Regions from separate parts of the Mus musculus genome. Here region 2 is linked to region 1. A link is a loop called in an ENCODE intact Hi-C map of the cell type or tissue named here. Cell type or tissue: heart. All regions are shown on one strand.

What was found. A loop is a pair of places that touch in the nucleus more often than their neighbours do. Peaks named below come from ENCODE experiments on the same cell type or tissue, not always from the same donor. Only the 100,000 strongest peaks of a DNase experiment are listed, where the experiment ranks them.
Region 2: it touches region 1 in a loop (2.9-fold over the local background); 3 of 42 quality-filtered maps call a loop at or near these places.

What each region holds. Positions count from the first base shown.
Region 1 is chr17:43,226,294-43,234,293 of GRCm38, reverse strand. No RefSeq gene overlaps it. Among named protein-coding and RNA genes, the nearest start is that of Adgrf1, 40 kb to the left of the region's middle. In heart, CTCF peaks have their summits at 4,015 and 4,218 (motif pointing right); DNase peaks (open chromatin) are centred at 1,263 and 4,243.
Region 2 is chr17:42,871,953-42,879,952 of GRCm38, reverse strand. Cd2ap (CD2-associated protein) reads left to right here and starts at 3,529. Exons shown (of 18, transcript NM_009847.3): 1 at 3,529-3,640. The coding sequence starts at 3,637. In heart, a CTCF peak has its summit at 4,207; DNase peaks (open chromatin) are centred at 3,252 and 4,122; H3K4me3 peaks cover 2,669 bases; H3K27ac peaks cover 2,383 bases.

The sequences.
Region 1 (8,000 bases):
TGTGTCAAATCTGGACTCAAAAGACTGGGGAAGTGATTTAGCAGCCTACAACTGACTTGCTGCAGAACTTTTTAAAAAATAATTATTTATCAGCAAACATAATGTCATTTATTTTCTAGGTTTGTGGAGGGGGGTAACAAACAGCAAAGTAAGCAAAATTTGTGTTCTTATAGACTTCACTACTTATTCATTTGGCTACTTTTTTTTGTTTTGTTTTGTTTTGTTTTGTTTTGTTTTGTTTTGTTTTGTTGAGACAGAATCTCACTCTGTAGCCTCCCATGGCCTGGACCTCACCATGCAGCCATGGCTGACCCCAAGCTTGAAGAAACCTCTTTCTCTCGGCCTCCCGGTCCAGGATTATGAATGTGAACCTTCAGGCCTACCAAAGCTTATCTTTCAGGTGGGTCAACCGGGCATAACCAAACAGGCCAGCACATGGAAACAGACACAATGCCAAGGAGTGGATGGTCTGTGAAAACATGTTTGTAAAATGGGAGAAGAGTGTACCAGGATGCTTCAGCAGAGGGTAGAGGAGGATAATGCTAACTGCAGAGTGTTCTTTCAAGAAAGCTCAAAGGTAACAGCAATACATTTTAACCTATTGCCCACTAAAGAAATAGAATTCTCTCTCTCTCTCTCTCTCTCTCTCTCTCTCTCTCTCTCTCTCTCTCTTTCTCTCTCTCTCTCTCTCTCTCTCTCTCTCTCTGTGTGTGTGTGTGTGTGTGTGTGTGTGTGTGTGTGTGTGTGTATGTGTGTGTATAGTTCCAAATAACGAGAAAAAAAGAAACAAAGAATGAAAGGGAGAGAAAGAAGGAGGGGAGGAGAGAAGTAGAAGAAAGAGAAGGAGAAGGCAAAAGAGGAGAAGGACGACGACGAGGAGGGGAAGAAGAAACCTCTTTCTACAAGATAATCTTGGAGGCCCTGGGTCATGCCTTCAGCTGTTTGCTAAGGCTCTATATGCCAGTCTGCCAGTCTACCAGTCATTTTCTCTGCCGTTGTTCAGTGCTGCTCCCTCTGTGTTTCTGTTTATGCTTTTGTTTCTGCGGGGGAAATAGCTTGACTTTGTTAGCCAGTGAGTGATAAATGTAAACACTCCATAGGGAGTGGTAGCTGATGATCGAGTCCGTGGGTCACCTCTGTTCCACAGCATTCGGGGTTCAGCACAGGGATGGGGCTTGGGATACAAACAGTTTTGTTTTGGACGGACCTGTCCACCAAGCGGTAGGGACTTCCTGTTCAGGAAGCAAGCGTGCAACAATCAGGCCAGTGGAATCCCTCTGCCCAGACTGACAGAGAGCGAGCGCCACTGTGCAACCACATCCTGCCCCAGAAAACACCTGCCTGTAGCAACACTCTGACCAAGCTCTGGTCTGACTCTCAGATGAAAGCCAGCTGACTGAGGACTCAGCATTCCTCCTGAGAAGCAGACATGTTTTTATAATTGCAATTTGCTGGGCTTGTTGCTAAGGGGTTTCTATCAGAGCAAAGCTTGCTGAAGGCTATAAAATGTTTGACCTAGAGGGTGTAGGTCACTGCCTGCTGGGGTAAATGTCACGATGGGGAATTAGATGATAAAAAAAATTTTGTTTTAAATATTTTTTGGCCTGAGAGTCAAAAGCCCATCTCGATATGATTGAATGTTCTGCTGTTCCATATATTTTCTTCCTAAAACCTCTTTCTTCATATTGGCTAGTGTGTGTACGTGTGTGTGAGCGTGAGTGCACATGGATGTATATGGAGATTAAAGAATATCAGGAATCCGTTCTTTTTTTAAGCCTTGTTTTAGGGGCATCTCTTGTTTTTTTTTTCAGGGTTCTGGGGATCGAATTCAAGTAATCAAACCCATATGGCAAACATTCTCAATCACTGGACCATCTCAGTGCCCCTGACCCCAAACCTCTTATGGAATGTTTATAGAATCCCTTAATAACCAGGGGGCAAGATGGTCCCCGGCGAACCTCATTCCCTTCCTGGTGTCCATAGCTCATGTGGTCTCCTCATGCTGAATCAGGACTGACATGTGTGACCAAAGACACAGTACACGTGATAGAGTCTCGCTCCTGAGATCGGGTCAGAGAAGTACTGCATAGAGCTGCTGACTGGGCCGTTTAGATGGTTCACCCTCAGGAACTACCAGGCCACAGGGACCCTTGGCAGATCCATAAAGAGTCTCACTGTGACATCGCTCCGATCACTAAGCATGTAATGAAACAGTCCTGGAAGTCATTTCTCTGTTAAGCCTTTTGGTGACCATGACATGATAGCAATCTTACAGGAGTAAGCTCCCACCTAGAGAGGTCTCCCCTGAATTCTGGCCCTTGGTCTTGGTGGAGAGACAATGGTGATGTAATACACTAGATAAATTTGGTAGCCATTTGAGATCCAGTGAGAAAGAAGTAAACACAAATCCTCTTCTGAGGCTTCGGGATCTTGTAGAGGAGAAGTTTGAATTCTTGAGACAGAGTTCATACAGTGAATGTTAGATCATATTGCTCGAGGCAATGGCAAACATTTTTTTTTTTTTGGAGAATTCTTTCCTGTAATTAGCATTGGCTTTTTGACGTCCACTTTTGCCTTTATGAAATTCCAGAGCACTCACATGTAAAAGTCTTACACCATTGCCTTTAAGTCTGGCCTCATCAATGCCCTGGACGTGATGTTATTCTCCTTACAGTCTATAGCTGATGTGGTGGGTTTAAATACGAGCCACTAGTTGAAGGCTGGTAAAGATTGTTCTGGTATCTCCATAGCACTACTAACTTGCAGTACCCAGGACCTTAGAGAGTTCATGCTCCAGAGGGAGCCAGCAAACATACACACCCACACAGTCAGCTGGAAGGTGAACCAATGAAAGAGTATGGATGGAGAGAATTCAGGTGGTCCGTCCACTGCTGTCTGCCTCAGTTTCCGGGTCAGCACCTCAGCTGCAGAAGAGGGCAGAGATCTAGTCATATATATGTGTATATATGTGTGTGTGTGTATACATATATGCATACATACATACATATATATGTCATATAGTCACATACATATATGACACACACATATAGTCGTAGAAATACATCACAGTGACTGGAATGCAGAAAGCAGAGACACAATCCGCTCTCCAAATGGGTGTTTGAGATGCTGAGGTGTAGCAAAGTCCTCTTAGACTGAGTTGTGGGCCTGAGCTTTGGAATTCCATTTTAGAGGGATGAAAAGGAGGCGAGGAGGCTGGCATCCTCTCTCTGATGCTCAGCATCGCCGCGGGCAGACTTCTCAGGCTTCCTCTGTCACAGCTGTGCAAGCCCTCCATCTCCTCCCTGCTGCCTCTTCCCCCAACGTGGCCCTTTCTGTAACAGTTTGAGTCACACATTAGTAACTTACCAGTAAGTTCAAGCAAGGCCTTGAAAGCAGAGGACAGAATTCCTCTTCTTAAGGAAATCAACGAGGTAAGTTTGACTCCTGTATGGATTGAGTGCTTTTACAAATGCTAGGCCGCTTTCTCCAGGAGTCATATAGCCATTCTGTCATATGTCTGACATATTGTCGTCTCCTCCTCCTCCTCCTCCTCCTCCTCCTCCTCCTTCTCCTCCTCCTCCTCCTCCTCCTCCTCCTCCTCCTGCAGGACAGGGTTCTACTTTGTAGCCCTGCCTGGCCTGGAACTTGATATAGAAATCTGGCTTGCCTCAAACTGAAAGAGATCCTTCTGCCTCTGCCTCCCAAGTGCTGGGATTAAAAGTGTGCACCACCACCACTGCCCACCCTGTCTTCTCGACAAGCCTTCAATCTTTCATTTTGAGGCAGCATCTCCGTCTGAAGCCTAGACTGTGTCAAAAGTTCCTATGCAGTCCAGGCTGGCCTCAAACTCCCAGTGACCCACCTGCCTCAGCCTCCCAAGTATTAGATGTTTCAGGTTCATACAGTCACATTCAGCTTAGTCTTGAGTCCTGTTATACCTCGTACCTTCCTACAGGAAACACAGAAAGTGAGCCTGGCTCTCTAGATACCCTGGAAACCTCTTCCATGGGATGTGGTACTGCCGAGGCCACATTAGCTTAAGACAATTAAGCAGCCTCAAATACCACTAGCCCCAAGGTCATGTGGCACTACACACTCAGTGTAGCATTACAAAGTATTTCTCTCCAAAGCCCCTCAGCTTTCATCACTAGGTAAGAGCAGCCAAGGGCAAAAACCCTTCCTCCTTTTTTCTTCCTAGATTGGTTTTTCTCACTTCAACCCCCAGAGGGCGCTAGTCTTCAAAAAACCCACCAGACTAGCAAGGCAGGGAAGTGCAGAATGCCAGCTGTTCACCCTGCAGGGAGGGAAAACCCTTGGCAGTTCTCCGTGAATAATTTACACTGGTGAAATCTAACCACAGGCTTTAATAGCACTTGTAAGTGGGTATCTTCTCCCCTAATGGTAAAGAAGCCCCAAGCCATGCTTTATCTTTCTTGCCATTTCTTCTCTTCTCTCAGCCACTGTCTCCGGGCACTGGGAGACTTTCTCCAGAAGCTAAACCCATGCTTCTCACTTCGCGTCCGTCCGGTTAGTATCAGAAAAATGGGAGACGCCAGGCATTGCAGGAGCCAGACATTTGCAGGCTGTAAGACTTCAGGACTGCAAGAGAGCAAAGGACACCAGTCTTGGGGTTCCAGAGATCTTGCCTCCTATCCGGACTTTGGGTACATAGTAGAACCATAACTCAGCCTTACTTATGCCTGAAACGATCGTCAATCTTGTCGATTCTAGCCATAGAACAAATTCATCTGGACATGCAGCATGCTAGCACAACGGGAATGCATTTCAAAGTGAGTTGTGTCCCAAGGTCCCTCTTACCACCTTCTCAGGACATACACATTGACACCAACTCTTGAATGGTCTCCTACAGAAGCCTCACCACTTATGCGAGTTAAATTACTTCCTTTCCCTACCCAAAATAAACCCCAAACCCTCCCCCCCCCAAAAAAAAATCACTTGTTTTTTTTTTCATTTGCCTGGCATCCTGCCAAACATTAAGGATGAAGTAAGGTTATTTGAGATCCAAAAGCAAGATAATCGAAAAGGCAGGTGGAGGAATGAAGAAGAGTCAAGAGAGACCTCAGAGGCAGACAAGGTTGGAAATTGCTTAGCAGGAACGCCTTTTATAGTGTAGGGAGTTATGCCTCCCCTGTGCCCACTTGAATACCTGATGTCTTCAGACCAGGCTTAGAAAGTTACAGGTTTTTCTGAATTGAGAAAGCCCAAACACAGACCTTGAGAAAGTGCCCTTCCTTTGTAGCTGAAGATGCTTTCAACAGTCACTGAGCTAGGACCACGGAACAGGGACAACTGTAAATCTCCAGATTGCTGCATGCTGTCCTCAAGGGTCTTTCTGTCTAGCAAGGGACACAAACAACAAACAAGTGGTTACAACACAGTGAAATAAACATCATCTGTGTTTGAGACAGGTGTCACATGCTTAGGACCTGATTAAAGGAGATGGGGTTCTGGGCTTTGTTGCAACAGCCTGCATCCTTCATCACTTGACATCTCTAGATGCCAAGCTGACTTGTCTGGAACAAACTGTCTTCCAGTTCCTCTTCCCCATCATATCACATGACTTCTGCCTCTCCAATGATCCTAAGGAAGACTCATGAATTATGCTTTAAGATGCCATGAGATGAACCCTAACCAGATCCCAGGCTCATAAGGTATGAAGAACGATATATTTAAGTCTTCATTCATCATGTGTGTATCTTTTCCAAACATGTTTCTAATTTTTATTGATTTTTTTTAATGTGGTTTGAGAATGTCTGGTCTTCTCATTATAAAATTGTGCCTGCTTTAAAAACATGGCAATCGTCAACCACCCCAGCCACATCGGGATCTGTCCTGGGCTTACCGTTAAAAGAACCAAGTCCTGGAGAAACCCTCATTCAGAGTGAACTGCTACAATGGCTCTGAGCTGCATTCTTCATTACACAGGGCATAGGGGGGAAAAAAAAGAAGGGCAAATCGTGCGGAAAACAGTTGCTCCACAAGGCCCAAGGTGCTTCCTGGATCTGAAGAGGAAACCTGTAATAATTAATAAACACAAACACCCTTGTGAATGATGACAAAGTTATGTACAAGAAAACAAGTACCACACACACTGAAGTTACCCAGAGTGACTCGGATGTGTGTTTTTCTGGGAAAACGCAGAGGCTGATAGCATGGGCTCTGGTGTAAGATATGCGGTCTCCAGTCAATCACTTATCGCTTATATTGCTGCGTGACTGGTCAGTTGCATAATCTGTAAATTAATTTCCTTTGCTGTAAAACTGTAATGCACCTACTTTGAAGTGTTCTCTCCTTTAATGCTCTGGGGAGATGGATGGCTCAGTGGGTAAAGCCCTCGCTGGGTAAGCTGAGGACCTGAGTTCAGATCCCAGCACCCCATGTGAAAGCCAGACACAGTGACAAGTACCTGTAATTTCAGTGATGGCAAGGTGGAGACAAGAGGGTTCCCAGTACTTACTTAGCCGCTACTCTAGCTGAAGCAAAGAGCTCCGAGTTCATTGAACAACCCCCTGTCTGGAAAAATAAAGAGGAGGCATGGAAAGAAGACTCAGAGGGTAAAGGGTGCTTGCCACAAAAGCCTAACTTCCTGAGCGCAACCCTCAGAACCACATTAATGTGAGCAGAGAAACTCAATCCCACAGAGTTGTGATCTAACGTCCACACACATGCTATAGTATTGTATCATAAAGACATCACACATATATACACATCATATACCCTCATGCTAATGATGAGGATGATGAACACAGCTTTTTAAAATGAGGTAGAGATTGTGGAAAAATAAGACATCAAACATCAAAACTCTCTCTCTCTCTCTCTCTCTCTCTCTCTCTCTCACACACACACACACACACACACACACACACACACACACACACACACGTTAGAGACAGAGACAAAAAAAATCCATCACTGTACACGTACTATAGAGAATACTCGTTGATATCATTGGCTATGAAAAGAAGAACAGGAGAAGGAGGAGGAGGAGGAAGAGAAGAGGAGGAGGAGGAGGAAGAGGGGGGGAGGAGGAAAAGGAAGAGGCAAACAACTTGGCATTGCTTGCCTGGGTTGTCGCTGGCAATAAAGACAGTGAGGAGACATGAAGCAACAAACAAAGTTGCGTGCAATTTGAAGAATGCATGGTCTAGAAGCTCTTCCTGTGAGTGCTCCTCCAGCACTGTCCATCCTCTTCGCTACCCCCTGAAGGCTGGTCTACGTGGCCATGGACAATAGCTGTTTGGCCTTCCATATTCTAGGTGGATTTGGCTCAAACTAACTGGCTACATTTCTCCACTAATGAGTATTTCTGGGGGGTCCTTTCTTGTCTTCTGATTCTGGGGAGCACCCTCTGACCTCCTGAGTTTAAAATACCGACAGTTGCTATGCATTGTGTGACCCACCTTGGGGTTCTCTGCCGTTCTTTGGAGACCCTAGCACACATTTGCAAGTTATCCCTCTGGAAGTCTCTTGCAGTTACTCAGCTGAAACTGCCTTTTGGATAGTGTGGAACTTTGACAGACACAGAGAAAATGGGCTTCAGGGTCAGTGGTCCTAGGACAAACATTTGGAAAACGGCTCTAGACAGGCCGCATCAGAAACACTGAGAGAGCTGCTGAGAAATACAGACCTCTGATTCCAGGGGTGGCCGGCTGAGTCTCAGAACACATGGAAATCTGTAGCTAATAGTTCCCCCTGCTGACACACACCAGTGCAATTCGGAAAGCGCTCCCCTGTTAGTTACCATGGGGGTCTCTGCCTTGGCAGAGTTTTTGGTTCTTCCATTTTTGTTGGGCCTTGGTTTCACTTTGAAATAAAACAATTCAATTCACCCAAGCAGTATATATGTTCCAAGAAAGACACCCTACCTGGGTTGTTTGCTTCGGGTCTAAATGTCCCTGGCACGTTGTTGGCACTTAGTAAACATTTCTGGAGCTGTTACTGAATGACTAACTTGATAGGAATGATCAGAGTAGCGTGCA
Region 2 (8,000 bases), 350 kb after region 1:
AACCTGGGCTACAAAGTGAGAACCTGTCACCAATAGACAGCTTTAACATTCTGGGGGACTATTAGTTCTTGAAAGAGACTCCTGTAGAGATCCTTTGAGGAGCCTATGACATTGGTATCCAATCTAGTGCAGACAGCAACATTAAAAAGGTCCCTGCAGTAGGCAGACTGGTGATGCCGTTGAATGGGGCCATCATATTATTGTTTTCATCTCTCTTTTCTTTTCCTTTATTATCATCACTGATGAATTAAAAACAAGTTTTCAGAGCTGAGAAGGAACCTAGAGCTTGCACACACCAGGTAAACATCCTACCACTGAGCCTCCCCACCAGGCCTAGATTTAAAACTTTTAAAAGACAACAAGAGTGGGAATGCTTAGAGTGGTCACATGTCTGAGCGTATCCCCCAAACTGCTAGTGGAATAACAGGATCCTGTCACCGGCTGATGGATGGGACACCAGTTCCAGCAGAGGGTAGGGTATAGGAGAATGTAAGGGAGGCTGTATGCTCAGATTTTTTTTTTTTATGAACTCACTGTATACGCTTTGTGATTAAGATTATAATTTCCTACAATTGTTTTCTAAAGAGCAGTTTTAAAAAAAATATCGAGGTGGTAGAAACTTAACTGCAGCAGAAATTAGCCAAGCCAAACAAGATAACAATTAAAACACTGTTCAGGAAACCTAGTATTTTGAAACTAAGAACAAAGAAACAAAGAAGAATTAGTTGCTGGCAACTTCTGCGCTCAACAAGTACCTTAAAAACAACCCGATTTAGTTAACATTCGATTTTCCTTCTGTTGTGTTTTATAAAACGGTGGCATAAAGAGGTGGGAGGGGCACCTCAGCTGGCAGGCCAAGGTGTTCCCCTGAGGAGTCACCACCCTACGACAAGCCTAGTACAAAAGGAAGTTTATGGGGGAAGGGAAGGGGACCTGGAAAAGGGGTAGAAAAAGGAGGGGGACAGAGAATGACAGAAAGAGAGAAGAGAAAGAGAGAAAGAGGTGGGTTGGGAACACTGGAAGGAGAGAGAGAGACAGAGATAGAGACAGAGCAGAGACATAGAGACAGACAGACAGACAGACAGACAGACAGACAGACACACTCACACTGAGAGAGACAGAGACAGAGAGACAGAGAGCTAGGGTAGCCGAACAATTCTTATATGCCAGGTTGGCTTGCACCTGGCAGGCAAAGCCAACACTAGTTGCTGGGTAGCTGTTGGGCGGAGCCTAGAGTAACTGCTAACACTTCGGTACTATATTGGTCCTTGTCACAAAGTTTTACCAACAGGAAAATATTTTAATGCAGTTATTTATTTTTTGATTAAGTCCTAAGAAAACTCCAGGAAAACATGATGGTAGATAGACATTATTTGGATTGGTTGGAAATCGTGTCAGTTACAGAGTATGTGATGTCTCATGACGCCAGATTAACATGTTCACTGTGCAGAAGATTAAAAAGTGTGTGTGTGTGTGTGTGTGTGTGTGTGTGTGTGTGTAAATGGTCAGAGTGAAAAGAATCCATTGGCTACCCAAAGAACCATCTTGCCGGCTCAGCTGTTAAAGGCACCTGCTGCTCTTGTAGGGGACCTGGGTTTGGTTCCTGGCACTCCCATCTGGTGGCTCAAACTTGCCTGGAACTCCAGTCTAGGGGATTTATGGACCTTTTTTAGTCTCCACAGGAACAGGCAAGCATGTGGTGCACCGACATGTGGAACACATACATGTAAAAATAAATACAATCCTGGATTTCATGGTTTTATCTTTGGAAGACACTCCTAGCTTTAGAACTGTGAGAGTTTTTGGTTTTACTTCTCTGTGCAGCCTCTCTCCTTGAGACTTCCCTTGCTGGTCATAACTTAATTTCTTTTAGGTTCTTACAACCCAACTTGGTCTACTTTAGGCTGTTTATTAAGTTGTTTTGTGTTCATGTCTTGCCTTTGAAACAGAATGCAAAGTCACGAAGGATAAGGGCTATGAATTTTTTATTTGTGTTCTTTGCTTGGGAGGAGACAATGAACGTATTGCTCAATAAATAGTCTTTGACTAATACAAGGCAAGTGAGTTCAGTGATACCCTGCTGACATCTTGTTTATTTGTGCAAATGAAATGTTTTCCTTGTTTCTTCTTGCACAGAACTAATTGCAACTGTTTTATCCACTTGTTTCTACAAGTTTTGCTTCAGAATTCACCATTGGCAATCTTTTTAGGAGTAGTGAAAGATGCTCAAAGCGGGGCTATAGGAGGGAGTGGGAATGGCTATTTACAAAGTCTCTACTCTTGTTCTACACTGTAAATAAACATTTCTTTTAACACATTAACTGCTAAAGCTCCAGTCAGGTTCATTCACCCAGGGACCTACAAAAAAATAAACGGCAGAGCTGAGTTTCAGAGACCCAAGTCGGCCTGGTTCCAACGGGCAAAGCAGTTTAAGTGTCCGGTAGCTGTGAGAATTCAAAGGCGTAATTTCTTGAAAAAAAAAAAAAAAACAAAAAACCAACACTAGGCACAATAGTTGGCAGTCAACACGTTGCTCCCCCATACTTGCTCAGGCCTTGAAGTTGACTTTTTCAAATAGGAGGGGAGGAAAATTAAGGTCATATTAATTAAATTTGTCAATAAGTTGAAGAAAGCTCGTGTTTGATTACAATAATCCTACGCCGGCCTTCATATTGACTCTAGAGGAAAAAAAAAATAATGCCTGGCAATGTTTCAAACCACGATGCCTAATTTAGAACGATTTCTATTTCAAAAGAGGGTGTAGGAAGTCATCTTTGGCCAACAAGAGACTCAAGGAATACAATAATGTATGCCTATGAAAAATTCACTGCGTTTCTCACCCACCCCAAAGAAAAACATTGCTTTTGACCCGCAGGGAACTCTGTAGGTGAACTGTGGGGTCCCCACATTTGCGGGGGGGGGAAGGGGACCCCGCCTTGAACTTCGAAGTTCTCGCTCCCATAGCTGTTCTCTTTTAGATCTCTCACAAGCGACACCTTTGCAAAAAAAAAAAATAAATAAAAAAGAAAGAAAAAAGAAAGTGGGGTAACCGGGGCTCATTTTGCAGAACCCCTTTGGTATCTGTATGGGCCGGGCAGCCAGCTGTGTCGTACACCCCAGGGAGACCAAGTGCCCGCAGCCCGCCACACCTGGAGGATGGTGGCGCGCGCCCCCGCGTGACGTCACCGCACCTGGCACCAGCTGCCGGAGCCTGGGTGGCGCGCGCGGGGGCCGCAGGGGGCGTGGCCGGGAATCCCAGATCGTTCTCGCGAGATTTCGCCCCAGCCGGGTCCCGACTCTCTTCACACTGGGCCCGTGGCTTGCCACCGCGTTCTCGAGCGTGGCGCGCTCCGCCTCCGAGGGAGCGGGTGCGGGCTGACCGTGCGAGACCCCGCCAAGTGCCTCAGCCAGCTGCGAGCGGAAGCGGCCCGGGAGCGTGGCTGAGTGCGCCCTGTGCTCAGGCGCGGACCCCGTTCTCCACCCCCCCTCCCACCCCCGCCTGCCGGGGCTGCGGCCGAGGCCGGGCGTGAGGAGCGGCCAAGCGCGCCGCGGGCGGATGGAGTCGCTTCCCCGCCGCGCCTGAGCCGGTGCACAGAAGGGGCCGCGGGGCCGCGCTCTCCCCGCCAGAGCCGCAGCATGGGTAAGCACTACCGCGCCGGCCACTGGGCTCCTCGCACGCGGGTCGGCTCCAATCGGGCTCTCCCCTCGTCGGTCCTTGTGCGGGACAGCGGGGCTCGAACCCGTGACCCGTTGCCCTGCGCCCTCTGGGAGCCCCTGACTTCCATGGGGGAGGGCGATCGCGAACTTGAGAAAGTGGCACTTGCAGCTCTGCTACTCGGTGGCTTGGTACAGATTGGTTTAAAAAAGAATGCACTCACACCCCCACATCTACTATGCACGCGCACACACACACACACACACACACACACACACACACACACACACACAGACATTTTGTCATAGAGAATTGGAAGCACAGGAAGAAACTTAATTCTCTTTGCGATCGGCTGGGCTTTTTGGCAGTGATTTGTGACTTCTCTCCCCTTCCTCTTTTCGTGGGTCAGTTTTTTGAAATCGTTTTTCCTGGTATTCGTCGTCTGCCTTGTCAGGTGTGTTGGCACCTAGCAGCGCGGCGAATTTCCTCCTCCTGAGGACTGGGTTAGGGGTTCGGTTATTCTAGGATTCCCAGTTGGAACCTCTGGAGGAGCTGTTTGCTGTTTCCTGTTTGGAGGGAGACTTCCTTCTTGGAGGCGAGCAAAAGTACCGGGGCCACAAGGTTGTTTTTCTGTGCGTTCTTCAGGTTTTCGTTTGGAGTCAGAGAGAGAGAGAGCAAGCGTCGCAGCGGACTTCTTTGAAAAGGAGTTTTGTTCAGTGGTGTAACAGTTCTTTTGATAAGTTGCGTCTGGGCTAGACACGAGCTCCCTCGAATGGTTATAATTTAAAAGTAAAGTAAAAGTATGTTTCTCCCCCGCCCCCCCGCCCCCAGCTTGGTGTTACCACAAGGCAAAAAGTGTAAGACCAGTATTTGGTTTTGTGGTATAAATCAGAAAGACATTATCACGTTCTCACTCCAGAGTCGATGCTGCTTAAAACCATTACTGAAATTAATAATTCAGGAAACTAGCGGATGATTTAGAAGCCCAACAAAAACAGGAGCTCTGCTGATGTGGCACCCCGTGCCCACACTTTGTTTTGTGGGAGACAAATTTAGCTAGTGTTTACAGACACTGGCTATTCTGTTTTCTTAGAGCTTCTAATTTTATTCTCCCTCCGCTTCCCTCCTGCTTTGTGTACCTTTTATACACCAAGTGCTTTTTGACTCAGGAGACAAACATTTGCTGTTAGGGACTTTGAAATGAATTCCTTTCCACTTGATTAGTTGAGTTTACGGGGTAATTGCAGGCTTATTCTAAAGCATCAAAAGCTAGCTTAACTGATTGGGATGAAAAGCTAAAATTAAGTATACAATTCTTATCTGTCTTAAGTCAGGATGCAGAATGTAATTAAACATCTTTTGATGGTCCAGAGTCATCATTTTGTGACTTTGAGTTGCTGTGAGCCCTTTTAACCACCTTGGATCTTGTATACTGTTGGACCAGGTGCTAAACAACAGACAGTTCTTTGCAGTTTGCAGTTATTTTAAGTACCCGTCCTTGGAACTGCTGGTTATCCGATGGGCTTGAAACTATGATTAGTATCGCCTTTCACCTTCCCCGTTCTCTCTCTCTCTCTCTCTTTTAAACCGTGGAGATCATTTAAATTTGTGATTTTTGCATAGGGGAAAATCAGTAGGTCTATACTTGAGTATAAGGTCTTCTCCTTCTCTCTTTCTGTCTCTGTCTCTTCACCTCCTCTCCCTGTCTTTGTCTCTGTCTCTGTCTCTTCTCTTCAGGTTCTTACAGTGTAGTTCTGGATATCCTGGCACACACTCTATAGATCAGGCTAGTTTTGAACTCACAGAGATCCACCTACCTCTGCCTCCCAAATGCTAAGATTAAAGTCACTATACCCAGCTAAGGTGTTTTTGTTTTTGTTTTTGTTTTTCCAGTAGAGTTTTTCTCTATAGCCCTGGCTGTCCTGGAACTCATTGTACTCTCTAGACCAGGCTGGCCTCAAACTCAGAAATCCTGCCTGCTTCTGCCTCCCAAGTGCTGGGATTAAAGGCGTGAGCCACCACTGTCCTGCCCGGGCCCCTGCTAAGGTTTTAAGGAAAGTATGGAAAGTATTTTACATTATAATACCTGTATTTACTGTCCACACGCCGTTTCTTTGATCTATTTTAGAGTTGCCAGAGTATCTTGGGAAAATTGTTTAGCATACTGTCAAGATTTGTGCTTTGAAGGTTATTTTGGGGGCCTGTGAAACATTTGCAGATAAATCTGCTTCTATTAAAAATCTGTTGGTTGTGTATTCATTAAAATCCTCAAATTCAAGTTAAAGAGTTTCCTCTAATATGTAATTTGCAGAGTTTGTTACCTGCCCTCATTTTCTTGCATTTTAAAGATAAGATCTCCTTACTCTGTGGTCCAGACTGGCTTTGAACTCAAAGTGATCTTCCTGCCTCAGCCTCTTGGCTGCTGGGATTGTAGGCCTTACTGTCCCTTCCACCCAGTAGTCTTTAGTTCTTACAATTCAGGATGCAGCTTGAGAGAGCTGAGCTCTTAAGAGCTCTCTCTCTGCTTTCTAATTTGGTTCTCATTCATATTGGGTGGCTTACCAAGGGATCTGATACCCTCATCTGGTTTATGAGGGCACCCCTCCACATGGCCTACACACACACACACACACACACACACACTCTCTGTAAGATTTAAAAAAAAATAATGCAGCCTAAAATACTCATGTTTTATCTAATTTGTCACTAAATAAAAATAAATCTTTTTTTGTTTGTTTGTTTTGTTTTGAGATGATCGTGGATTCTTATGAGGTGATAGTTTCTACACTTTAAGAGACACAGCTGGCTAGTTAAGAGTTTCTGAAGCCGAGACCTGCATTACTTTGGGAGTAGAAGCAGGAATTGAAGAATTCAAGGCCAGCTTTGTTCGCACAGTACACTCAAGGCCTTCCTAGGCTGCATGAAACTGTCTGAAAAAGGAAAAGGGCTCTGGACAGGGACTTCCTGAGGCCTTGCCTACAAGCTTTGCAACTTGGGAAGTTAATTAGCCTCTGTGCTTCAGTTTATTGGTCTGTAAATTGGTGAGGAGTGCCAGTCTCGGGTTATTAGGTGAATGAATGACCTAACAATGCTTAGAATATTGCTGGTGGAACTTGTGCAATTCTACTGATTTGTATGTGAATTTTTATCTTTGCTGAAAGCATAATACTGTCTTCGAGGACCAGTAAGATGATTTTGTGTTAATATATAAATTGAATTCTGTATGGTACAGCTTGACAAAAATTGTATACATTGTTTTCCAATATTAGATAGATTGTGAGAAACTTATTCATTTGAAATGTTTAAATGCTTTGGAAAAACTTAAGGATTAATACTACTAGAGACATTTTTTTTTAAAGATTTATTTATTATTATATGTAAGTACACTGTAGCTGACTTCAGACACACCAGAAGAGGGCATCAGATCTCATTATGGGTGATTGTGAGCCACCATGTGGTTGCTGGGATTTGAACTCAGGACCTCTGGAAGAGCAGTCAGTGCTCTTACCCGCTGAGCCATCTCACTAGCCCCGAGACATTTATTTAAGTTTTATGGTACATTAATGTTCTTAGTTTCTGCATTAAATGTAGGAGGAGATGCCATTCAAAACATTTTGAAGGAATTAGCCAGGATATTTGGGAATGAAGAAAGGCAATGCTTTTTTTAGATTTATTTATGTATTTGATGCATTTGGGTGTATTGTCTGCATTTATGCCTACATAACAGGAGAGGACATCAGATCCCATGTCGCTACAGTTATGGGCAACAGTTAGAGCAGCCAGTGCTCTGCTCTTAACCACTACATCATCTTTCCAGTCCTGAATACTTCTTTCTCAAAAATACATATATACATTTTTGGAGTGAAGTAAGATAAAATTATTTATATCTATATCTATATCTATATCTATCTATCTATATATATGGTAAACAGATACTTAGAACTAAGTCTCTTTTAATTTTAGATAAATTTTTTTCTATTTGAAAGTTTGTTTTACTGTCATCTGTCTGCAACCATCAAATTTATACCCATGAAAATAGTTGAGCCTTTTTTTTTTTTTTGTTTTGTTTTGTTTTTGTTTTTGTTTTTTGAGACAGGGTTTCTCTGTATAGCCCTGGCTGTCCTGGAACTCACTTTGTAGACCAGGCTGCCCTCAAACTCAGAAATCCGCCTGCCTCTGCCTCCCGAGTGCTGGGATTAAAGGCGTGCGCCACCACGCCCTGCCTTTGAGCCTTTTATTGTACCTTTGTGCATGTGTGGAGGCTAGAAGATTGTGTTCGTTGCCTCTTAAACCATTTTACCAATTCCTCTGAAGCAGGGTCTTTCTCTGAACCCTGGGGCTCATG